Regions from separate parts of the Homo sapiens genome. Here all the other regions are linked to region 1. Evidence: chromatin loops called from intact Hi-C (ENCODE). Cell type or tissue: A673. All regions are shown on one strand.

Evidence for each region. Hi-C counts contacts between places; a loop is a spot of excess contacts. Peaks named below come from ENCODE experiments on the same cell type or tissue, not always from the same donor. Only the 100,000 strongest peaks of a DNase experiment are listed, where the experiment ranks them.
Region 2: it touches region 1 in a loop (13-fold over the local background); 10 of 110 quality-filtered maps call a loop at or near these places.
Region 3: it touches region 1 in a loop (4-fold over the local background); 6 of 110 quality-filtered maps call a loop at or near these places.

Annotation. Positions count from the first base shown.
Region 1 is chr13:100,511,747-100,519,746 of GRCh38, reverse strand. It overlaps PCCA (propionyl-CoA carboxylase subunit alpha), which reads right to left. Exons shown (of 24, transcript NM_000282.4): 22 at 4,180-4,320. Among named protein-coding and RNA genes, the nearest start is that of PCCA-AS1, 35 kb to the right of the region's middle. RefSeq lists enhancers at 1-510, 2,218-2,512, 1,961-2,685 and a silencer at 2,218-2,512. In A673, a CTCF peak has its summit at 4,712 (motif pointing right); DNase peaks (open chromatin) are centred at 2,426, 4,146, 4,726 and 5,526; H3K4me3 peaks cover 956 bases; H3K27ac peaks cover 7,369 bases.
Region 2 is chr13:99,982,129-99,990,128 of GRCh38, reverse strand. It overlaps ZIC2 (Zic family zinc finger 2), which reads right to left. Exons shown (of 3, transcript NM_007129.5): 1 at 6,990-8,000; 2 at 5,020-5,183; 3 at 3,364-4,806. The coding sequence ends at 4,447. Among named protein-coding and RNA genes, the nearest start is that of ZIC2, 4.3 kb to the right of the region's middle. RefSeq lists an enhancer at 5,388-6,587. In A673, CTCF peaks have their summits at 2,140 and 2,339; DNase peaks (open chromatin) are centred at 2,348, 3,188, 4,768, 5,178 and 11 weaker places; H3K4me3 peaks cover 7,584 bases; H3K27ac peaks cover 8,000 bases.
Region 3 is chr13:100,388,516-100,396,515 of GRCh38, reverse strand. All of the region lies in intron 19 of PCCA (propionyl-CoA carboxylase subunit alpha), which reads right to left. LOC124903201 (a long non-coding RNA gene) reads right to left here and starts at 5,313. Exons shown (of 2, transcript XR_007063854.1): 1 at 3,801-5,313; 2 at 74-3,663. RefSeq lists enhancers at 3,447-3,741, 3,010-4,209. In A673, no CTCF peak of the experiment used is centred here; DNase peaks (open chromatin) are centred at 2,375 and 3,585; H3K4me3 peaks cover 790 bases; H3K27ac peaks cover 4,639 bases.

The sequences.
Region 1 (8,000 bases):
AATAAAAAATAAAGGTATCTCACCAAGTTTGCCAGTTCTGTATGGTCGGCTATAAGCTCAGTTACATGAGGCTTAGAGACAAAGGGGAGGAGGGGACGTCAGACTCTGAGATGGGATGGGGTGCCTGTGTCTTGTGGCCCTGACTGCACACCTGCTTGGGAGCCTGCCCTGTCAAAGGAGCACGTGCAAGGAGGAAACAAAATCAGGGTGAAGTGTAAGTGGTGTTGCCACCGACGCCCACCGATGTGATGCTTTCCCTGGCACACTGTACAGTAGGCTGTTTCTCGCCTTTAAGGCGTTGTTCACAAGAGGAACAACCGCAGACACCTCACTGTCCCCTGCTGAAGGTCAATTCCATCACGAGGTGGATCTTTTCATCTTAGCCCCACCAAAATATCCCGAAGTCTAATATCGAATGGGCTAATTCGCAAGAAAAAGCAGCAACAGGTACTTAATTTCAATCTATTCTTTCACCTGGTTTCACTAATTGTTAAGAAAGAAAGAAATGCAGATGAGTATATAGCAGCTTATGGTTTGTTTCTCATTTGTTTGGTGTATTAAATGAGTATTTCTGATGCAAATCTGTGATGACTGCAGAATACGAACATTACTTGAAAGAATCTTAACTAAATGCAATATTAAAATGCCTCCTTGGGTGACTATCTTATGGGGTGGTTTTGTTTCTGATATCAAAAGGCTAACAAAGCGAATGTGCTCATCATGACTTTATTTGACTTCAAAGTCAAAGTGAAAATTATGCAATAAATTCAGCAGCTATAAGTCTAATTTGACATGTGGAAAAATGTATTCTACCGTTATTCTGAAAATATATATATTTCTAACATTTCTGTTCAAGAGTATCATAAAGGTAGAAGTTTGAAACAGCTGAGTCATGCTAACTTTGATTACAGAAGTGCTCCCAGTTTACAATAGTGTTACGAGTCTAAGAAAACGAGTTTTCAAACTGAAATGAGTTACTGCAGAAACATTTTCAGAAGGCATATAAAAAGGCACTAAAATTTATTCTATCAGTTGTTTCCTAAATTATATTACTGATTCTGGACCTTAATAATCCACTGTACTTTCTTATTGATTTGTTTGCTTACCTGCATTTTACTGTGTATTAACATCCTCTCTCCACGTGTTCGGAAAAACTATTACACAATCATTTAAAATGTGACCTGCCACATTTAATGTTAAATAGTATATAACAGACACTGAAAAAGTTATTAGGAACTTTTGCTGTGTGAACCCTACAGAAGCCCTTCAAATAAAACACAGCTTCTGTGTTTAGGGCAGGCTGAGTGTTTCAAATGAATCAGTGCACAAGGCCCTGCCACACCAAGCGCCCCGAGCGGATTCACTACTTCTCAACGGCCACCCCACATCTCTTCTTCCTGAGGTTTTTAAACTGTGTTCAAATTGTTTACTTCACAAAACAGATTTGTTCATTACGATTTATGTGACACTTTTTTTAGAACTTATTGCCAGGCCCACCATTCTACGATTGGTCAAGTTTTACTTCAGCTAAGCTAAACAGAAACATGATAGATTACTGGAATTTAAACGATAAAAAGTAACATTTCAAAGAAAAACAGAATACTTGTAAGGCCCTTAGTTGTTTTAGGGTCCTTATTTTCCTTGAAAATACACCAAGGAGACTGACTCCATTATCTTCCCACCCATAAAAGGGGAACCTCGCCCGGCTATTGTTAGTGCGGAGGAAAACACAACACGCCCCGCGGTGTTAAAATCACTTAAAACCGCAAAATTTCAACGTGACAGGTAGTGTTTCCTCACAATGGCCTCAAGTAAGTGACGTGCCTCTGGTCCAAGGAAGCTTCTTGTGTTTTAATTACACTAAGCAGAATTTAACTATAGAAGTTGCGCTAAGAGCCGACGATGAAACTTCTCAGGCTGCATTGGGTTTCGGTATTAGTGGTTTGGGACATTTTTCACAAGCAGTAATTCAAGAGAAAAGGCTGTTTCATCAAAACACAATGGCACAGAATATGAAAGGAAGTTCTGCAAGTACCAAAAAAGACAAATAAAAGCAAGTATACGCCCCACCTGAGCAGCCCCCGCAAACAGAACTTAGGAGGGAGCTGACAGATCCCGAGGTCCTGAGCCTGTTCACTACGCGTGCCCCCCAGGTACTCTGAATTTAAAGGAATGCATAAAATATAGGCCCCGTTGCTCTGCCGTAACATATTTTTAACAGTTCTCAAACCATTCTTAATGAGTACACACATTTAATTATTGGTGGGTGTTTTTAATATCTGAGCTACATCAATGAACCAAGGACTGATATCACATTGTTCCCATTTACGAAATGCCTTGCTTTTCTACATTCAATTATTAACCAGGAAATGGAACGTACAAAGGCCAAACCCTTTCGGTATGTGGGAAAGTCAGATCAGGAGCCAGCAGCTGTTAAAGAAACCAGAAGGCTGCGCTGATCTGGCCTTGGGAGCGCCCCGTTTACTGCCTCTGAGCAACCTCCTTGAGGGCCGTGTGAGGGGCCAGGGCTGCAGTCTCACCCTCTTGCCCTCCAGGCTTGAGGCAGGAGTGGTCTCCCTCATCCCTGCCCGCCCTCCCTCCACTCCGGTTTGGATTCAGGTGTTAGAAAAGGATTTAAGGAAAACACTTACTTGAAACACACACACACACACACACACACACACACACACACACACACACGATTTTATAATTAAAGCCACACAATTAGGAGTGGAAAGCTCAGGCTGGCAGTATACAGACTAGATAGATGCCTTCCAGAAAAAAAACTTAAGAAAAATGAAAAAAACAAAACAAAACCCTTATATTGTTTACGAACCTACATATCTAGTCACTAGAAGATTCCACTGACAGCTCTGATAATGTCACGTGCAAGTGAACGATTCTTAATGTCAAGGCCACGAGACTATCCTCTTACGACCCTAACTCTGGAGAAGGAAGATGTCCTCCCCTGAATTTTACACACATTACACACACACACACACACACACACGTAATTTTTCTTATGGCCTCTCCCAAATCCTTAACACGTGGGCATTAGACAGTCTTAAAGAGGGCTTTCTTCCAGGAGTATCAATGCTTTCACAGCAAACAACAATTCACAGCCACGTAGCCTCTTTTATGCCTTTCTGAAAAAGTGGACAGTTCTATTTCTGTATCACCAGGTAAAGCAGCTGTTAAGTCGGTTTTCTAACTTCGCATATTAGTTTCAGGGCTGGTCATTCAAACAACTAAAACTGATCATGTTTTCTTAATATTCACATTTATTGCAAATACTTTTCTAGAAGCCAATGCCAACTACCTGATTTTTTCCTCAATGTTAAGCAGATATTTTATCTGTACTATTGAGAAATCAGGAGGCACTAAAATGTAAGTCCCAGTGACCTGAGATACAAAACGGAATCACCACCTCATCCATGAGAGACAGTCATGTCCGGATGCTATTTTCCTGCACATGAATAAAAATGCAAGTATTTAAGTGTACCTGGAAATCTGGTTGCCTCCTAAATTGTTTTCTTTTCACTTTTGCTGCTCATCAGTAGAGATTTCTATCCATGTTCTAAGAAAATGTGTGCATCCTATCAATTCATCCATGTAAGTTATCTCGAGGAAATAATATAGCTTTGATTTGTGCTTTAATGTCACAAGATCAAGATGAAAAACTTCAAACTGTGATGCTACATTTTATTTACCAAGTAATGGAAGTGCTCTGGTACTGTACAGATTGCAGAATTAACCTTTCCTCAACTCTTCTTCCCAATTAGACATTTGTTCCAGGAATCATGCAAAAAGTTCCTCATCGGAGTATTATTCCCTGGCATGACTTCAATGGATGCTTTGAGCACAGCATACTAGAGAGTAAGCAGCACTTTTAAGGAAAGTACTTCCCAAAACACTGCATTTGCAAAATGATGGAATGCATCTGGCCTTCTTTCTGCTCCACTCCCAGATCATTTGGGAGGGGAAGCGCTGAGGGTCCTGGCACCAACGTAATGCAAACGTGAAACAGGTCGACAACACACGCAATCGATTTTGCTGTTTAGGGGGCGTCGGTTAAGTAAGAACTGCAAAGAGCCGAATCGTGCTGTGCCGTTAGCCGTCGCTTTGGAAGGGGAAGTTGGAGACCAGCATGTCCTGCAGAGAGACACACACAGCCCTTACCGCGTCTCCAGGCTTGACAGAGACGGCCACCACCACTCCGGGCATCGGGGAACGCAGAACACTGCTTGTGTCCTCAGTCACTTTTTCCAGCATAAATTTGTTCAATTCTGCGGCAAGTCTGGTTAAGATATTCACCTTGTACTTAAGGGAAAAACAAAACCAAACCATAAATGAGTTTAAATGAAATTTTCCTCAAAAGTAGCATTCATTCTAAATCAATTTTTAGCTTTTAAATTCAAATTACAGTAAGAGCCTTAAATTCAAATGGTTCTCAATTGCTGCACACATCAAAATATATTTGTTTCTGTCATATATTGAGCTATTTCAGAAAGTTCTTGAAATAAGGGCTATTCCAGTTATTAAAATTAATCATTGATAAGTATCATCCTGTATCTTTAAGAAAAACATCTCAAAACGTTATAAAGAAAACTGAGAATTTTACTTGTATTCCCTTCACCACCTACAAACTTATCCCTATCAAGGAAAATCCCATGAGCTGGGCAGACCCAGGGGATGGAGGAGGTGACATGTGGACAGGCGCCAGTAGATGGCAGCAGATGGCTGTTGCAGCTTCCCACAGCCCTCCAAGAGCGGCTGCACTACGTATCAGTAAGTTAAGACAATGGGGTTCAGTGTTCATTTTGGGCAAAATAGTATTTAAAATTCCATTTTTTCAGTGACAGAAAATGTTATATTCATGACTGAAAACGTTGGCTTTTCTTAAAGGCACTATGTAGTCTTTCTGATGTAACAAGATGGTTAGGAAAAGATGCAAGATAATGAGAAAGCCTTCTGCACTGAGAGACAATAACATCAAGATGTTATAAACACTGATGGAAAATACGCACAGACAAGTATATTCATGGCACCTTCTGTAGGTGGCTCTCAAACAATCGGGCATATTTAGGGCAGTTCAGTGAAGCAGAACATTTCAAAAAAGAGAATTCCTATCCTCTCCGTGAATAAATCTATGAGCCACAATTTGGTCTATCCAAACAGAAAAAAGATAAAATGGTTTGAGGAAGTGTCTCTTGGTGAAATTGGAACCACCACCCGAAGGTTCTGGATCCCTACCAGGTCTGATTTCTCTTGGGTAAGAAAGAAGCAGCAGTGAGACAGCTCCATTTCATTCAAAAAACCTGCTGTAACTCAAAGCCTCCTGTGGGCATCATGATGGCAGGGATGCAAAAACAAAATATAATTCCCCCTTTAATTCTGCATGGGGACGGCGGGAATCTCTAAGTGCCTCTTCACAGGGCCTACTGAAAAGGGTGGGGGCAGAGCTTTGATGGCCTAAGTTCCAAGTGGATTTGCGACACTGTGACAGGTTGAATAATAACATCTTTTGCATGTTTCTTTACTCCTGAGTGTGTGTTTTGCAATCAAGACATAGAAGCGTCTGCCAGTTTCTGAAGGATATGTTCCTTAAGTGAAATTACAGTGCAAATAAAAGCTTTTTGCTCCTATTAAAATTCATCTGAGTCATAAGTGGTGAGGGAAAAAGCGAGGAGAGTGCACGCTGCTGTCAGTCTAATAAACATTCTGGGCAGAGGGACTATTTATCAGTGAATTGTACCTCCAAGTCCTTCATTAAATCAATGGGGGAAGGTGTGGAGGGACAGAGAGGACTATAATTGGACCAAATTGCACAGTTTTCCTATCTGTGCTGTCTGCAATGGGGGAAAAAATCCAACATCACTAGAGGCATCAGAGTCAACAAAAAAGTTACTTTTCTAGTTGGTATCGCCCTGAGCTGCGCCTTCTGTGTGACTGACTTACGACGTGCCTTGTTCAGTTTTCAGTGTAGCACACAGATCTATTTTTTTCTTGTTTTGCAGAATTCGACTTCAAAATATGAAGCCTAAATTCAGGAAAAGTATCTTCATTCGCTGAGAATATGATTTACCACATTTCCCCACAGTGGATATACTCCAAAAACTAAGTTTAGTTATATCACAGATCAGCCTGCATATGAACGAAGCGCTAAGACTGTATTTAGCTTCATTTCTCCCCAGAAATTACAAGATTCTGACGAACACTGGATCCTTTTACTATTTTTATAATTTTCATCTTTCAGATTCCTTTCTCTGTAGGACTCCTGCTTTGCTTGGAAAGAGATGTAAAAGAATCACAAACTCAATGCCTTTAGATGCAGTCTTTGTTACTGATGAGATGTTCCTTTTCCTTTTGTATTTGTTTATTGTTCTTAAATCTGTTTGGGGGATAAGTGACTTATTGTAATAGCAAGTAAAAAATAACAACGGGGTAAACTCCTCCAGAGAGGCCTTGGTGCAAATAGTTGGTTTAGAAATGACCTTTCTGAATATAAAAAGAGAAGACAGAGAGAGATTCTCTTTTTAAGATTACCTTTGATGTTGTCCTGAGCCCGTGAGTGTACCACACAAACACGCCTTCTTAAAACAGCCTCTCAGCTGGCCTGTGCTGTGCTGCACGGGGCGCGTGCCGGGATGGGGCCCAAGCAGGGTGCAGCGTAGGGGCCCATCAGAATGAACTGCCTGGTGAGAACCGTAAAAGCTTTTTGATGCCCCAGAAAAGAAGTCATTTAAGAATGTACACCAGGGCCTTCCAAGCTTCTGATCAAAACTGCTATTTACTAGCATCTCTGGATTCTTTGGGGGCACAGAGAGCCAATGCTTTGTGAGACTTCAGGAATGTGCCCCTACCTGGACCGTGGGGTACAAGCTCGGTTTCACCGTGGGCATTTAACTATTCCTCAAGGGTTGTGCGAAACTCCCTTAGAGAGTTTTGATTTTAAGTTTTTGTGGTTGTTTTCAAGAAGATAAATCACAAAGTTGATGTTTGAGGGTAGGAATCCAAGACTCTGAAGGCTTGTGGACAGGACAGAGTAGTAGGATCCCAGAAGCAGCCAGGTTTTCCCGCTGCCTGGGTAGGATGAGGGAACATGCCAGCGTGGGTGACAGGCAGCTGCCTGTGGGTGGGGCTGGGCTGCCATGGAGCCGGAAGATGACTCGCTCCAGTGAGCTCGGGGCTGGTCAGTGCGTGGAACTTCACTCCGCTGGCTTAGGAAGGTGTTCTCCAGACCACACAGCCAAATGAAAAAAAATGTTCTTGAAAAACAGCTCACCACGTAAGTGAGAACAGAACAGTTGCTCTCTGGCTTGGCCTGGTGGGACTCCTCAACCCACACACGACAGTAATGGGAGGGAATGAGGTGTTATCTAAGGACTGAATGACGGAAAGGTGACCCGAACCCGGGTCTCTAAGCAAATTAATTTTATGGCCTCTACAGTGTGAAATCATGTCTAACAAGAAAATTTCTCCCAAAAGATTAAAAGAAAGAAAGAAAAGGAATCACAGCTGACATGAAAGGGTCAGGAGGAAGGCCACAAGAGCAGGACAATGACAAGAAACACCAGTGGGATTGTTTTTAAAACTGACACGCAGCTCTTCCGTGGACCTATTGAAAGCCTGGGGGCTGAGAGTGGTTGCTGCAGCAGGAGGCGGCGGCTAGTCACAGTCTGGGTGAGAGAGGGATGTTATCACTGGACCTCATTAAGAAAAGCATCCTGCAACTGGGCATGTATGCCTGCACCCCAGAAATCAGCACCCCAAAGACAGCAAAGAATGACCCACTTTGAGACACACTCCACTTTCACGGATACACAGAATACCACCCTGGAGGCTTCTGTATTTGTACAGTACATGCACCTCCTTACAGCATTAAATCCACCCACTTTTTTCCACAGCCTGTAGAAGTAGCAGTAATGTAATTCTGCAGACCCCATGCGCTAAATGTTGCAATGATCCCGAGGTCTGCGGCTGCTCCCGAGGTGAGCGCT
Region 2 (8,000 bases), 530 kb after region 1:
CAGACTATAATCAATCCATCCACAAATCATTATTGAACCTTTGGGTTCTGAGGACCTCTTTCCAGGACGTGTCTGCTAAAACAAACAAACAAACAACAACAACAACAACAACAAACCTACCCAAAGCTTCAACCAAGTCTTGATGGAGTGTGATTTTGAGGCCTTTATCACTGAGCCCTTGGAAGCAGGCCTAGCGCGCCCTTCCGATCATTTCGGTGGAGTAGTGTGGGGGAGGGTAGGACCCGAGTCTCTAGTGGGCGCCCGGTGGGTTCCCGCGGGTCCCCGATGCCACGGGTGAGCTCACCAGGGACCTACCGGGACACACCTCCCCCCGTCCTGCCGACCTGGGCGGGAGACCCGTCACCTCGCCGGCCCAGGCCTTCCTTCCTAGCCAACCCTGGGACGCAGAACAGCACAGAGTCCAGGGAAACCCGAGCCTCCGGTACAGTCTGTGATCTGCCCTTGATCTCAGGGTTTTGTGCGGAAAATAAAACCACTTGAGACTGAAAACATCCGTCTGAAAAAGAGACAAAAGGGCTAGGGGGTGGGGAAGAGGAAGAGCGAAGGTGCCGGCCTAGGGAAGAGCTCTGGGACAGCCAGGTATGGGCGTGCGGGTCCTGGGACGAGTTTCTTCCCTCGCGTCCAGCCGGGGCTTGGCCCCAGCAGCCTCCCTCTGCCCATGCCCCAAGCAGAACCGACGCGGCCTCTGATCCTGGAGTGACTTCCTCCCCGCCCCGAACTTCGTGGGATATCACTGAACCAGGGAAAGCTGATACCGATGCCGGTTATCATCCTGGGCATTAATAATGCAGTAAGGATCACGATAATTAATAATAATAATGACGGGCCTCCCGAGGGGGCTCCAGCTGCCTCCGGATAAAGCGACGCTCGCGCTGAGGGGACTTCTTAGGTGGTGGATGGAGGTGAGCGCGAAGGAAGCCGGCCTAGGCTCACTGAAGTTCAAGTTGACGGCGGCGGCTAGCAGAAACCGTGCTCCAGCCGCGGCAGGTTGGGCCTCCCTGCGGGCAGCTACCCGCAGCGCAGCGCGGGATCCCAGAGAGGGGCGAGGGCTAGCTTCAGTTTCGTGTCTCTGGAGTCAAGGCAACAGCAGGTTAGCATTTAGGTCCGTTTAGACAGCCGGGCAGGGATAGGGGTGGGGTTGGGGTGGGGGGGACGCCTGTCCCCCCCACCCCACCCCCAGGCCCAGGCCCAGGCTCCTGAGTGTGGTGCAGGCTGTTGGGCCGCGAGCCCCCGCGTGCGTTCTCAGTTGAGCAATTTTCACATCTTGACACTTCTACACTATTGCCATATCCCCTCCCCTCCATCCAGTCCTTCGGATTCGAAGGGCAGAAAAGAAAGGCCAAAGAGAGAGAATGGACCACCTTGTCGGGTCCGTGACTTGTTTGGACAAAGCCTTGGGAAGCGAGGGACCAGGGACTGGGAGCCCTTTCGAGGAAAAGCGGCTCCCGCCCGCTCCACACATCCTAGGGTGGACTCGGAGACCACTCCCAGGCTGTGATCTTCCTCGTTCATATTTTATTCTCCTGCTGAAAACTAGGATCAGCGCCCCCGCACCTGAAGGGGCCTCGGGTGGCTCTCTGACTTTCAGATGGGGAAAGCAATCGAACCAACTCAAGGCTGTGAGATCGGCCACCTCTTCTGGCCCTTTTTGTTCTTCCCCAGATGGGAAGAAAAGCCCCAAACCCCATGGTAAAATTGCCTTCCCCACCCCCATCTTGTCCTTCTCCTTAGATTTGGGGCTTCTCTCAAAACCAATTTCCACCAAAAAATAAAAAATAAATAAATTTTTAAAAAAGTTGAAACATTTCCAATAGGCCTTTTTGTTCTTGCACAAGTTATGACAAATATTTCATTTGACTCCTTCGTCCCCCCATGGGGGTGGGGGTGCTTTGGAAAACTCTAAACGATTTTCCTCACAGCTTATAATGTGTTCAATGAACTCTCCCAAGGATCAGTAACATATGCCAATTATTTTAATAATTTCGCCTAATATTATTAGGGGTTATAAATTTGATTTTAATGGGGCTCTGATTGCTTCAGGAGTTGGCGCTTGGGCAGTTCGCAGAGCCGCTGGGGAAGGCGAGCCTGGCCTCTGTCACCCTCTGGTCACTCCCCCACCCAAGGCTGGACGCCTTTCCTCCCCACTGAACAGGTATTGTGACCTCCGGGAGGTCAGGGCTGCCCCTCTCTCCCCAAGCACCCCTCAGGCCTGGCCAGCCTGGTCCAGAGGCTCATTCCAGGGCTGGAGGGAAAGGAGAGCAGGGAAGCCGCAGCCATCGCGCCACCCGCGCTCTGCGTCTCCACGGCGGTGCTGCGCGATCCTCTGGAGGTGTCGCTGCCACCACCCAAGTCTTTTTCCAGCTGGGAGAGCTGGAGGGGGGAGGTCCAGCACTGCCCAAGGCCTCTTGGAGCTACTGGGAGAGGGAGATATTTTGATGGCTCAGAAATTTAAAAATAATCTTCCCCATCCCTACCCTTTCGTTATTACAATTATTTTTGCCTTCTTCCTTAGAGTATCTTGTTTGAAAACTCCGATCAGCTCCTGCGGGGAAGGTAGGAAGGCTGTAAACGTGGGAGAAAAGCTGGTGGCTGGGGCTCTGGCTCTCTCACTTCCACCTGGCAATTTTAGTCTCGATATTTTATTCTATTTTTACTGAATTCTTCAAGAGATTCTCTTTCCTTTGGGGCCAACGGTTTGTTGCTTTCCTATCTAATCTCCTCCCCCAAGAAGATCAAAATATAGCCTATTTATCACCTTCCCTTGACCATCCTGCTTGTTGGGACACAGCTGCTTTGCTTCAGCAAGGTTTCTCTGCTTAAAATTTCAAGCAACTTTTGGTACAAACGGGCCCTTAAAACTATAATCATTAGGCCAAGTTCAAAAAGAAAGTACTCTGCACAGTTTTAAATGTGTAATTAAAAATAACTGTACCTCAGCTTTTCAGAGGGAGGGAGAGGAAAGGGGGCAGGAAAGGGGGAAAACAAAGAATAAGGAAATGTTTAGTGCTCTTAAATCCAGCCCAAATAGCTGAAAGAAAGAAAGGCATTCCCTCAGATAATGGAGCCATTAGAAGCTCTGAAGGTTCCTGCCGCCATTCCTCACAGGGGCTTTCCAAAAATTTAATTCACTCTCAGCTATTAAACAAAGGCCGAAGAAAATAATTTTGAGACCTTCTGCCAAACGGGCACTTTGGCTTGGTTTCTATGCAGACACACACCTTCCTCCCCAGAACGCGTGTGCCTCCCGCCCACTCAGGCTCGCTGAGGCGTACCCAGGTCAATCCTCAGCTGCCTCTTCCCCCATTTTCTTTAATAACTTTGCTAGAAAAAATAGTATGTTCATGCAGTTTCAACACATTTTATTATATTTCTGTATGCATTACTCTCAAAACATCACAAGAAATGATCAAACCACTTAAAACCTTCAAATAAAAAATCTGAAACAGTTTATGCCCACAATTGTACATATTTATAGTTAAGAAACATTCTTTATAAATATTGTTTCCTCTGTAGCAAGTTAATACCATAATTTAATTACAAATGGATAAATATGGTAACGGGTATTTACAGAAGGAAGGGTGTTATTACGGAAAAAGCTAACGGCACGACGTTTATTTTTCCCCCACAATCTTTCATACAGGAACTAACAAATTGAACTTGCAAAAGCACTAAAACATCACATGTAAACCCAGCTAACAGAAAAATACATTCACAAGCGTTGTTGGTGGTGGTGTGTATGTGTGTGCTATGGGTCAATGTGCTGAAGAAACAGAAGGGAGACTTTGGCACGGCTCATTTTTTCCAGTCTATAGTTACATGAAGTTTACAATCAGGTTGCCTCATAAAAAGGAACACAATATTCAATACCACAATACAAAATAAACCATTTTCTTCCACATTACTTAAAAAGAAACCGGGTAAACTAAAAAGAGAAAAGAGAAAGCCCATCACTTTAGGGAAGGGAAGGGGCGGAAGGCGGGGAGGAACGCAATCCGGAGTTTTACAAATGGACAAACTTCTATACACCAAAAAGCCTTTAAAACCACCTCGGAGGAGAAAGGAGGAGTCCGCTATGTACACAGTTTGTCAGAAGACTGGGAACAGGGTGGGAAAGAACGTGGGCATGGAGATTAGCAGGGAGGTTTGGTTCAACATTTTTGTGGGTTTTTATTTTTTTATTTTTTATTTGTTTTATATTTTCAGCTTCAAAGACTCCGGAAGGGATATTTTTGCTCTTCATGCCTAGATTATTATTAAAAAAAAAAAAAAAACTTTAAAAAATCCTTCTGCTGGTAAAATTTTCATCATCATAAAAATCAGATTCATAATTTTAACAACATGATCACAAGGTGCCCTCGCTGCTAGCTGCGGGGAGGGCTGCTGCGCTGGGGTGGGGACAGGGAGAGGGAGAGAGGCCCCGACCCGTCACACGTACCATTCATTGAAGTTGGAGGAGAGGCCGCTGTGACCCCCGGCTGTCCCGCTGCCCCCGCCAGAGCTGCCGCCGCCCCCGCCGCCCGCCCCGCCGCCGCCCCCGCCACTGCCGCTGCCGCCGCCTGAGCCGCCTCCCGCGCCGCCACTGCCCGAGCCTCCGCCCCGGTGCACCGCGGACACCGCGGCCGCCGCCGCCGCAGCCGCCGCCGCCGCTGCCGCCGCCGCTGGGGACAGGTTGGAGCTGCTCTGGGGCTCGGCGCTGGGGGACACCAGCCCCGGGGGCGTGGACGACTCATAGCCGGAGCTGGCGGCCGGGGAGGATTCAGAGCCCTGCGGGGAGGACTCATGGACCTGCAAGACAAAAGCCGGGAGGGGGGACCAGAGGGGACTGGGTGTGAGTGCAGCTGCTGTGGGGCCGGGCCCCTGGGGGAGAGCACCCCCAGAAATGTTCCCCCCGCCGCCCTGGCCCCTGGGGACCCTCCCAGGCCGGCTGAGGTGGTCCGGGCCAGTGCTGCACCGGCGCCTCGGCCTGCCTCGCCCTCCTCCCGGCCGCCGCGGTGGTACCTTCATGTGCTTCCGCAGCGAGCTGGGGTGCGTGTAGGACTTGTCGCACATCTTGCAGAGATAGGGCTTATCGGAGGTGTGGACGTGCATGTGCTTCTTCCTGTCGCTGCTGTTGGCGAAGCGCCGGTCGCAGCCCTCAAACTCACACTGGAACGGCTTCTCCCCTGTGGACGGCAAACATCGGCGCTGGCTGCAGACACCCAGAGCCTGCAGAGCCCCCACTCAGGCTGCGAGGGGGCTGGGCCGCGGCGAGGGAGAAGGACCTGAGGGGGCTGGGTCCCTCAAACCAGTCCGATCCCCTCTGCGGCAGAACTAAGATCAAATTAACCGCCTTCCCGCCCGACAGTCCTGCTCATTTATTTCGTATTTTACTTTCTTCCAGGCTGACGTCCATCTCCTCAAATTTCTCAGGAATGTGGGGAAGCTCCTAGCCCTGCCTGCCTTTCTAGAGGGCTTCTTGGATTTGCAGCTTCTAACAAGTTGCTCTCGCCACGGAGAAGCTGTTATTATGACAAAATATTTGGGGCATTATCAAAATCACACAGGCTGCTGGGCTGCTGTCGGTTTCTCGCCAGGGCCAGTAAGCAATTACATTTGGAGTTGCTACGTGTTGTTTGGGGGCCGGGCTGTGGAGAGTGACTGAGCCAGTATTTTTCATCCAAAATTCTGCAAATTGAATTAACCACAATTCTAGTCTCACCTCCCGTCTTTAAAAAAATAAGTTGAAGAAAAGGTAAATATTAGAGATAAGGCAGCATCTAGTGACTGCGGAGAGGCACAAGCTGGTGGGCGAGGGTTGGGGGAGTCAGCAAAGCCTTTCAAAACCTCCCCGTTTAATTTTCTGGCTGTCTCTGCATCCTGTTGCCAGAATTCCAAATGCTTGGAGTCATTTAGAGGTGCGAGAACTCAAACGTCGTTCCACTTGGAAAGGGGACCGTTTAACGTTAAATTCCATTAGCACCTAAATTGTTTCTTAAAGACATCCGCTCAGACACAGGACTCGAAAGCGAGCATTTCATGCAAATAAATTTCTCAAATTTTAAACCTTGTTAAAAGCTTGTCTCGCACCTCGGCTCCCTCCCTTCCCGGAAGAGAACAATAGGCCGCTGGCGCATCCCCACTTCGGAGTAAATATTGACGGGGGAAGTTGCTAAAACATTTGGCTTTCTTTTAGGAAATCGTCTGGCACGATTTTGGCTGAGACCTGGTCATAGATGAATAATCTATGAGGCGGGAGGCGCGTTCTTTTGCGGCTCTCTCTTCTCACGCGATCCCCCCGCGGGGCCGCGCTGCCTGGGGCTCTAGCTGACCTGGGGCTCTAGCTGACCTGGGTCCAAGTTGGGAATCGCAAACTCTGTGGTGCCCATTAGAGAATTTCACAAACTGCTGCGAAACCACAGTAAAGCCCCCGCGACCCACCCCGAGACGGGCTTTAAAAACACTTTAAAAATGAGAAACGCATTACAGCTTCGGCTCACACCAGACTCATTTCATGGGAAACAGTCCCGGGAAGGGCGTTTGGACCCCGAGTAAAAGAAGTGGGAAAACACACAAACCACTCAGACAGACATACACTCCGAGCAGAAAAGCACATTCAGACAAGCTGGCAAAATCCTCTCTAGGCTCGCTTCCCGGGCACCGAATTAGCGAGCAGTTTTATTTTGTGCTTTCTACTTAAAACGGAAATTATTAACCGGGGCTGAGCAAACGAAGCAATTGCATGACCCAAGCATACATTTGATGTGAGGCTAATCATTCAAAACTCGATTTCCGCACATGGAAAAACCTAGCCCAATAATATTGTCATCGTCCAACAGAAACAAGCTGCTGGCTCTTTCGTACACGCAAAAACACCTCCCATCCCAGGTCCCCGGCTGGCGGTCTGCGCCCAGCGTCGGCACCCACAGCCTGAGTCTCAGCCTGTGCGTGTCTCCCCTCCGCGCCTGGTCCCTGTCCCAGCCCGCGGTTACCTGTGTGGGTCCTTTTGTGGATCTTGAGGTTCTCGGAGCGCGCGAAGACTTTGCCACAGCCCGGGAAGGGGCAGGGGAAGGGTTTCTCGCCTGTGTGCACGCGGATGTGGTTGACCAGTTTGTATTTGGCCTTGAAGGGCTTGCCCTCGCGCGGACACTCCTCCCAGAAGCAGACGTGGTTGCTCTGCTCCGGGCCGCCGACGTGCTCCACCGAGACGTGTGTCACCAGCTCGTGCATGGTGCTGAAAGTTTTGTTGCAGCTCTTCTTGGGATTGCTCAGTTGCTCGGGGTCGATCCACTTGCAGATTAGCTCCTGCTTGATGCACTGCTGCCGCATATAGCGGAAAAAGGCACCGGGGTGGTGGTGGTGGTGGTGGTGGTGGTGGGCCGCGGCTGCTGCCATGTTCATACCCATGTTCATATTCATGGGGCCGTACTGGTTGTGGAGTTGCGCCGCCGAGTAGGGGTCGGTCCGCGGGCTGGCCACCTGGCGGTATTGCTCCGAGCGCCCGAACACCTCGCCGGGCAGCCCGAGGCGCATCTGCCCGTTGAGCACATTCTGCGAGCCGTGCGGCCCGTGCTGCTCTGGCAGGCCCGGGAAGAGGAGGTGGCCCTGCGCGTCCGAGTGCGCGTGGTGCAGGCCGCCCGCGCCCGGCCCGAACAGCCCGTGCTGCCCGCCGCCCGGCGCCGAGTCCCCGAAGCCGCGGCTGCGGAACAGGAAGTCCCGGGTGGAGTTGAAGGGCGGCCCAGAGTAGGAGCCAACGTGCGCGGCGTGGGGCCCGAGCGCTGCGGCCGCAGCGGCAGCCGCAGCGGAGCCGGGGTAGGCGCCGGGGCCCTGCGACGTGAACGCCGAGCTCTGGCCCGGGGACAGCTCGTGCGCGCCCGGGTTGAGCTTGAAGGCTCCCATGTGCGCGGCGGCGGAGTCAACGAAGCCGTTCTGCGCCGCCGCCAGGCTCAGTTCACGGTCCTGCATCTCGGCGGCAGCCGCCGCCGCCGCCGCGGCGGAGTGGT
Region 3 (8,000 bases), 120 kb after region 1:
TTCATACAATGGAAAAGAACTGCTTGCAAAGTAAAAGCTACTTTAGCTTCTTTTAAAAAGCAAAATATCCGTGTTTTAGAGGGAAGAGAAATCATTTCTGGGGTGCTTATTACATCAGCCACTGTACTAGAGCCTTTATATAAAATCTCATTTAATTTTTACAAAAACCCTGGAGAATACTATCCCTATTCTACAGATAAGGAAAACTAAGGCTAAGAAAAGATAACTAACTTCTGCTGGATTCCACAGCCAGCAGGTTCAGGATTGGTATTTAAACTCAAGTCCACCTGCCTCGTGACCCTTGGTTTTCCTCTATGCCAACATTCAGGTAAACACCACTGCTGCAGTGGTTCAGGGAGGCTAAGTAACTTTTCCAACTTTACACAACTGGTAAGTGACAGAGGTTTCTCTATCTTCAGAGACTATTGTTTTCAGCATAACGTTAAATTATTGTTTCTCTACCATCCCCTTAGGTAACTCCAAACTAAACCTTGTGGGTAAATGCTGATGGTAGATAGGTTGATTTTTACAAACTAAAGATAACAGAGGAAAACTATGATTGCTTGTGTCCCTATATCCAAAAAGACTGACGTTTCTTTTTTATAAGACTGCCCACTCTGCATGATAAAAAACGTGATTGCTGTGATTTGTTACTTATTAACTTCAACTACTAGAAATAGGGCTCCCTAACAAGTTGTCTTGCAAATTGATATAAAAGATAATTACCAAATGTTCTGCCTTCTGAGATTCTATATTTCTACCAAGATTTTTAGAGCTTTTTCAACAAATAAAAACATTACAAAATCATGGAACACTGTACCAAAGGCAGAACCACTAAAAGAATATTTAAATCACATCCATAATTTTAAAAAATTATTTAATTTACACAAATGTAATAAAATATTCCTGAGCCACACCCATAATTCTTTTAAAATTAGGAACTCCACAAGATAGTCACAAGACATAAAACACACAATCAAGAATACAGAGATGGAAACCTAATTGTATATTGGCCCTTTCCGTGAAAACTTTTTCTGACCTATTGCTATTATTGCTCCAAATACATTTTTTAAACTTTTTAAAGCCTTTGTTGATTATTTTTAATCTCTTCAATGGTGGTATATCCCTTGCCACTGAGTTTCAGAAATTGCCACAGTTACGCAGTGCTGAGTCTGGTGAATAAGATGGAAAAGATCAGTTATGGCTAAGAAACAAGACAGAAATATAAGCCTACAGATTCTACAGACTCTTGGATGGAATATGGAAACAAGACACCAAAATAATTTGTGGGCTATATTACTATGTGTTTTCAGTGTGATCTGTGGCTTTGGGATAATTTTAAGCTTGAACAGTCTAAATTAATTTTGTCTTTCCTTAAAGGCAAAGAATAATTAGAAGTCTGAAATTTGCTTTTAGGATTTTTATACAAATCAGGATGTTAGAGCAAAGAAAGTTTTAGATATGCAAACCTGTGCCCATGAGTGTACAGCCCCAAACCCCCTCAAGCATTTCATCCTAAACACAATGCATGAACGGGATTCTGGGAGAGATCACAACCCCCTGAAATGTAATTAGAATCACGGACACAGAAGATAAAAGCTGCCTTGATGATGGAGCACGTCAGACCCTGGACACACAAACTGGAAAGACAAGAAAGCAGTTTTTTCAGAGTAAATTGAAGTAGCTATTCTAATGAAATGTGAAGGTTTAGGGATAATTTAAAAAATATTAGTAGTAGGACATATTTTTTAAAAAACATAATTTTACTATGAAGGATATATTTCATTCTTTCAACATATTTATTGAGAAGCAGACCTGACCTGTGCACTGTAGGCAAAGTGAATCAAAATGCAATTACTATTTGGGTCATGGTAACCCTTGTTAGTTGATTCACTTTGTTTTTGTGGTTAATATAAGCTTCTGAAACAAACAACTACCCTGTTACCAGATTCAGTTACTGGTTTCTATCTTATATTTTGGGTTTAGGGAATTACTCAAGTTTACGCCTATTTTCAGTTCATGCCTCTCATAAGCAAAATCTGCAAACACACAGCTGCTGTGATAGTCTGACAGAGATCCATTCCACAGACCTCTGACTGCCACCAAGAACCAGCGCTGATGCAAAAGGAACCTCGCTGAAGAAAGCTGTGTTTTCTTAATAATAACAGTTGTATAAACATAAGGTCTTCTCAGTTAAAGGGAAACCAACATCAAAAAGCAGTACAACATAGAACCCTAAACCCCTCTTTCTTTGAAGAAACCCGTTTGAAGCGAGGTGTTTCTAGTTATGGATGAATGAAATGAGAATTCAGTTGCAACAAACGGACATCCAGTTCTACGAAGGACTAATTAAATCCATCTGAGAAGCTGCATCTCAAACCGCCTCACACATTTCAAAGGAAAGCACTCCTCTGCCTTTTGCTAAGACATCAAAACACTCAGTCACAGCTGACGCATACAGAGGCTCTACAACAATGTTATTTTTATGGACTACAAAGCTCCACAAAAGTAATGTTAAGAGTTTGCACTATTTCATGACTAAAAATTCAGAGTTAAGGCAGAACATTTCTATGTATCACTATCTGAAATTTCTTTCCAGCCTCCAACTAGTTTTGTAGATCTTCTACCTGATCTCAAAACAAAAACAAAACAGATGCATCAGTCTTTAATGTGTTTCATATACTTGCTAAGTAGAAGTGGTTAAAAAATTAATCAAAGAATTAGTCCTAGTTGCACCATTAACTTTTTTTCCTTATAAACAAAACCAGGATTTTGATGTTCAATTAAGACTCTTGAGTAGGCAGGGTCCGGTAACTCATGCCTGTAATCCCAACACTTTGGGAGCCCGAGGTGTACAGATCATGAGATCAAGAGTTCAAGACCAGCCTGACCAACATGGTGAAACCGCATCTCTTCTAAAAATACAAAAATTAGCCAGGCACGGTGGCGGGCGCCTGTAAACCCAGCTACTAGGGAGGCTGAGGCAGGAGAATCGCTTGAACCCGGGAGGCAGAGGTTGCAGTGGGCTGAGATCACGCCATTGCAATCCAGCCTGGGTGACAGAGCGTGACTCCATCTCAAAAAAAAAAAAAAAAAAAGACTCTTCAGTAGTTAATAAAAGCCAGCAGAAGCAGCTGCTGAAAACTTTAAAAACTTGGTTTGACAAAAATACTCCATTTAACAGCCATTTTTTGGCCTTTAAAGTGGTAAAAGAAAGTTATATTCAGAATTTGGGATATTATCCCAACAGGATAATGTGGTGTTAGTGTCTATCCTCCCAGGATTTTCTGCCTGTCATTGGTTATGGTGAGCTCATATAATCATATTGAGCAATCGTGTTTTTTTCTTAAAGAACGCTATTAAATGTGACACAACCCATAAGCAGGAGAAATTCAATTCTTCAACATTTTCTTTTCAACATACATAGAGAGACATACAACTAACACCATCCAGATGGTTGCTAACATTCAGAGTTTCTTCCCATGGCAGAAGACCTTAGTAAAAAGAGAAGCAGGAGCCGTCAGGAGGCCCCAGGCTTCTGGCTTCTCTCTTTACTTACCAAGTAACCTTGGGTGAGTCACTTGACCTTCCCTGGGTGAGTCACTTCCCTGGGTGAGTCACTCAACCTTCTCATCCCCTCTTGCTGTTAAGTGAGGAGTTGCCCTAGGACAGCCAAATTCCTGTAAGTTTTGAAAGTCTGTGACTTTTTTCTCCAAATGTGAATTCATTAAAACGCTACATGGATTCTGTTTGGAATCCCACTTATCAGTTATTCACACAATGGAAACATGGTAACTTACCACCTCTCTGCTACCTCCTCTGCCCCAAGGAAATTTCAGGCATTCCATGACAGTTTGGTAAATTAACTCCAATTCAAAAGTTTTCAGGTCACAGGAAATTTTATAGAAGAGATTAAATTTCTGGAAATTAACACACTGCTACATTACTGACAGAGAAAAAACTGTGAAGAATAAGGCAGATTTTGTTGACCCTTCAATTTTAAAAAGAGTAAAAAATGCCTATGCTTTGATATTTGAAATCACATTTCCTAGGTGCTAAATTTATAAATAAAATCATTGTTTTCTTTAATCACAACAAATTAAACTAGCAAACACATTGACTGAATTTTGATATCCCATTATGTAACTAGTTTGTTAAGGTGTATGAAAGGCAATTGTCAACGCATATCTGCCTGTATTTTTTGGAGACAACATTCTAATTTATTAAAGAGTTTCCATGACCACTAGGGAAGCAGTTTTTGGAACTCCTTCCTTCCCGCTTCACTGTTCTCTCTCTTCCTTCCTTCCTTCCTTCCCCAACTCCTCTACCCTGCCCCCAATGAATATTTCCTGAGAAGTACAAGAAGTGTGACAGTGAACAAGACTAGGTCCTTGCCTTTACAAAGCTCCTATTTTAGTGTGAAGAGGCTGAAATTAAACAAGTGGACAAAGAAATAAACACGAGAACTCAAGTGCATGATAAGCACAATGATGGAAATGAACACCATCTTAAGTGACTAAGGGGTCACTTAAGAGACCAAAAGCTAATTCTGCTTCCAAATATAAAAACACAGAAGACAAAACAAACAGTAACAATAACCCAAAAAACCTCTCATTCAAATTCATGACTAAAAGAATTTGATTAGATATCAAATATGAGCTTACTGAAAATATGATGTTAATGTATTTATTTATGAAAGTGATCTAAATATGTATTCTATTAATTCTCACAAGACACCAATTTGAACACAATTTAGACTTTTGAAAAACGTGTTGATCAATAGTATTCCCTAGAACATACTTTATAAACTGCTCCTATAAAAGCTGGCTAGATAATGAATAATGTCACAATAAAATCGAAACCCATAGTTTAAAGGCCCTTCAGGATCTGCCTATCTCCACCTCCCTCACTGGCACCTCTCCGCCTAGCCTCCCTGTGTCCTGGCCTCCTGGACATGCAGAGCTGCCTTGCACTATCTGACCACATGGATTGATACCCCATCAACTCCTGCTCCACGACTTCAAATGGAAGCTTGGTTAGCCTAGCCCTTCTGTTGTGTTTAAGTCAATTCTTGCTCCCAGCCTCAACAACATTCCACGTACTTCCAATTTCTAATGCCATAATCAACTCCTCCCAGTCTCACCTCACCTCTTCCCCCACAGCAGCCATCACAGGTGAATAAGTCACCAACTCTCCCTTCATCTCCACCCGCTCCTTTGTCCTTTCATATAAAAATGGAACAGAGGCTGGGTGTGGTGGTTCATAAGGTCAAGAAATCAAGACTATCCTGGCCAACATGGTGAAACTCCGTCTCTACTAAAAATACAAAAATTAGCTGGGCGTGGTGGCGTGCGCCTGTAGTCCCAGCTACTTGGGAGGCTGAGGCAGGAGATTCACTTGAACTCGGGAGGTGGAGGTTGCAGTGAGCCAAGATCGTGCCACTGCACTCCAGCCTGGGTGACAGAGCAAGACTCCATTTCAAAAAAAAAAAAGCACAGAGGCCCTTCTCCTAGTTCTTCTTTTTCTCCTTATTCTTTAATCATCAAAAATTCCCTTCTTCTGGCACCTGTTATCAGCACTTAAGAATTTATTAAACCTTTAAAAAGTCAATCCCCTCAACACCATGGCCCACTCTTAACGACCATGCCTTTAGAAGAGTCATTCACTCCACTTGTCCGCATATCTCAATGTCTGAACTCACCACAATTTCATTTCTGGCCCCATTACAACACTGAAATTGTTCTCAATTATTTTCACTAAATCCAATGGATAAATCTCAGCCTTAGTTGTTTTTTTTGTTTTAACATGACTTCTTACATTCACTGGCATCAATGACCTCATCTTCTTAAAACAGCCTCTTCCTTTAAATTCTGAAACAACACAACTTCTTGGGTTTTCTGACACAGTCTCTTTCAATGCTCCTCTTCAGTATCCTTTGCTGATTCTTCTTCCTCTGCCCATCCTTTAAATCTTTAGCATACCTCAAGGTTTCATCTTTCTTGGTCCTCTTCCCTTTTCTACTTTCTCCTCAATTCAACCCGTGTTCAACTGCCATTTATACTACTGGAGACCGAATCTCCCCCAAACTCTCTCCTGGGCCACAGAACCTCACATGCAATGACCCAGGAAACATCTCCACTTGTGTATCTCACAGATCCCTTCAAAATTATGTCTAAAATTGTCTTCCTATTTCTCTAGACGTAACCTCTCTATGCTTCAATTTCCTTATACTTAAAAATAGGACTAATAATAGTACTTATGCTTTATAGGATTGGAATAGAAATGAAAGTAGATTGTACATGTTGACTACAATTGTTGTTAAATAACATATTGCATGTGGATCACTTAGAACAGTGCTTGACACATATTAAATATGCAATATATATTAGCTAATATTATTACTGCTCAATAAATGCACGGTTAATTCTACATCTTAAATCTCTTCCATGTTGATCCATTTTTTCTCCAAAATACTTGCAGCTGAGGCTCACAGCGCCCACCTGCATGACTGCTTCTAGCAGGCCCTCTTCCTCCAGTCTTGCCTCTCCAAACCTATTCTCCATCATGAAGGCAGAGTGATCTCCCAAACAGGCAACTCTGTCCGACTCCCTGCAGGCAAGCCTTCTGTGGCTCTCCACTGCACTCCACACACATCCAGACCAGGTTCAGGGCTGGCACTTTCACATGGCCGGGTCCCAGCTGCTTCCCCTGGGGCCTGCCCCTCCCATCTCACCACTCGTTTCCCCCTCCCTGCCTGCCACCAGGTCCCACACTTCAAGCTTTCTGTGCTGCAGTCATACACAACTTCTCTCTTGCTTCAGACACAATTAACTTTCTTAGTTCTCTTTCTGCTTTTTTTTGGTGTGTGTGTGTTTTTCTTTTCTTTAACTTCTATTTTACATTCAGGGATACATGTGCAGGTTTGTTACATAGGTACACTTGTGTCATGAGGGTTTCTTGTACAGATTATTTCATCACCTAGGTATTAAGCCTAGTATCCATTATTTTTCCTGATCTTCTCCCTCCACCCTTTGGTAGGCGCCAGTGTGTTGTTCCCTTGTGTCCATGTGTTCTTGTTATTTAGCTCCCACTTATAAATGTGAACATGCGGCATTTGGTTTTCTGTTCCTGCATTAGTTTCCTAAGGATAATGACTTCCAGCTCCATCCATGTCCCTAAAAAGGACATGATCTCGTTCTTTATAGCTGTATCTACTTTTTATGTAGGCCTTCAAACTCTGACTCCTTCCCCTACCCTCCCCCAAACCTCCTGTGTAGGTCTCAGCCTGGCCAGTATTTCCTTCCTAAGCCTCCCCTAACCACCTCCGTGTTCAGTTCGGGGCCTCCGCTACATACATGCTCACCACAGCACCTGCCCTCCCTGTTACCACTCAATTTTCCTCCTTCACTGACACAGCTTTCATCCTTGTCCCCCTCAACAGATGACACTGTGAGAAGTCAGATGTATCATCTCTTTTGATTACCACTGGTTCTCCAGGACCTATGTCATAAAAGGTACTCAATAAACAGCTGTTATATTACAACTAAAATGATCAATGCATGGTGCTATAAATATGTCAAAATTCATCTACTAGCTGAGTCACTCAGCCAAGGCATTTTAACAGATGGCTCCACTGTTCATTCTATTTATAAACAACTTTGAGGGGTCAAAATATCATACCAAAGTGAATTTTAAAACTTTTTAATTATTTTTATTTTTTAAGACGGAGTTTCACTCTTGTCACCCAGGCTGGAGTCCAATGTTGCAATCTTGGCTCACTGCAACTTCTACCTCCCAGGTTCAAACGATTCTCCGCCTCAGCCTCCCAAGTAGCTGGGACTACAGGTGACCACCACCACACCTGGCTAATTTTTGCATCTTTAGTAGAGACTGGGTTTCACCATGTTGGCCAGATTGGTCTCCAACTCCTGATCTCAGGTGATCTGCCCACCTCGGCCTCCCAAAGTGCTGGGATTACAGGCGTGAGCCATTGCGCCTGG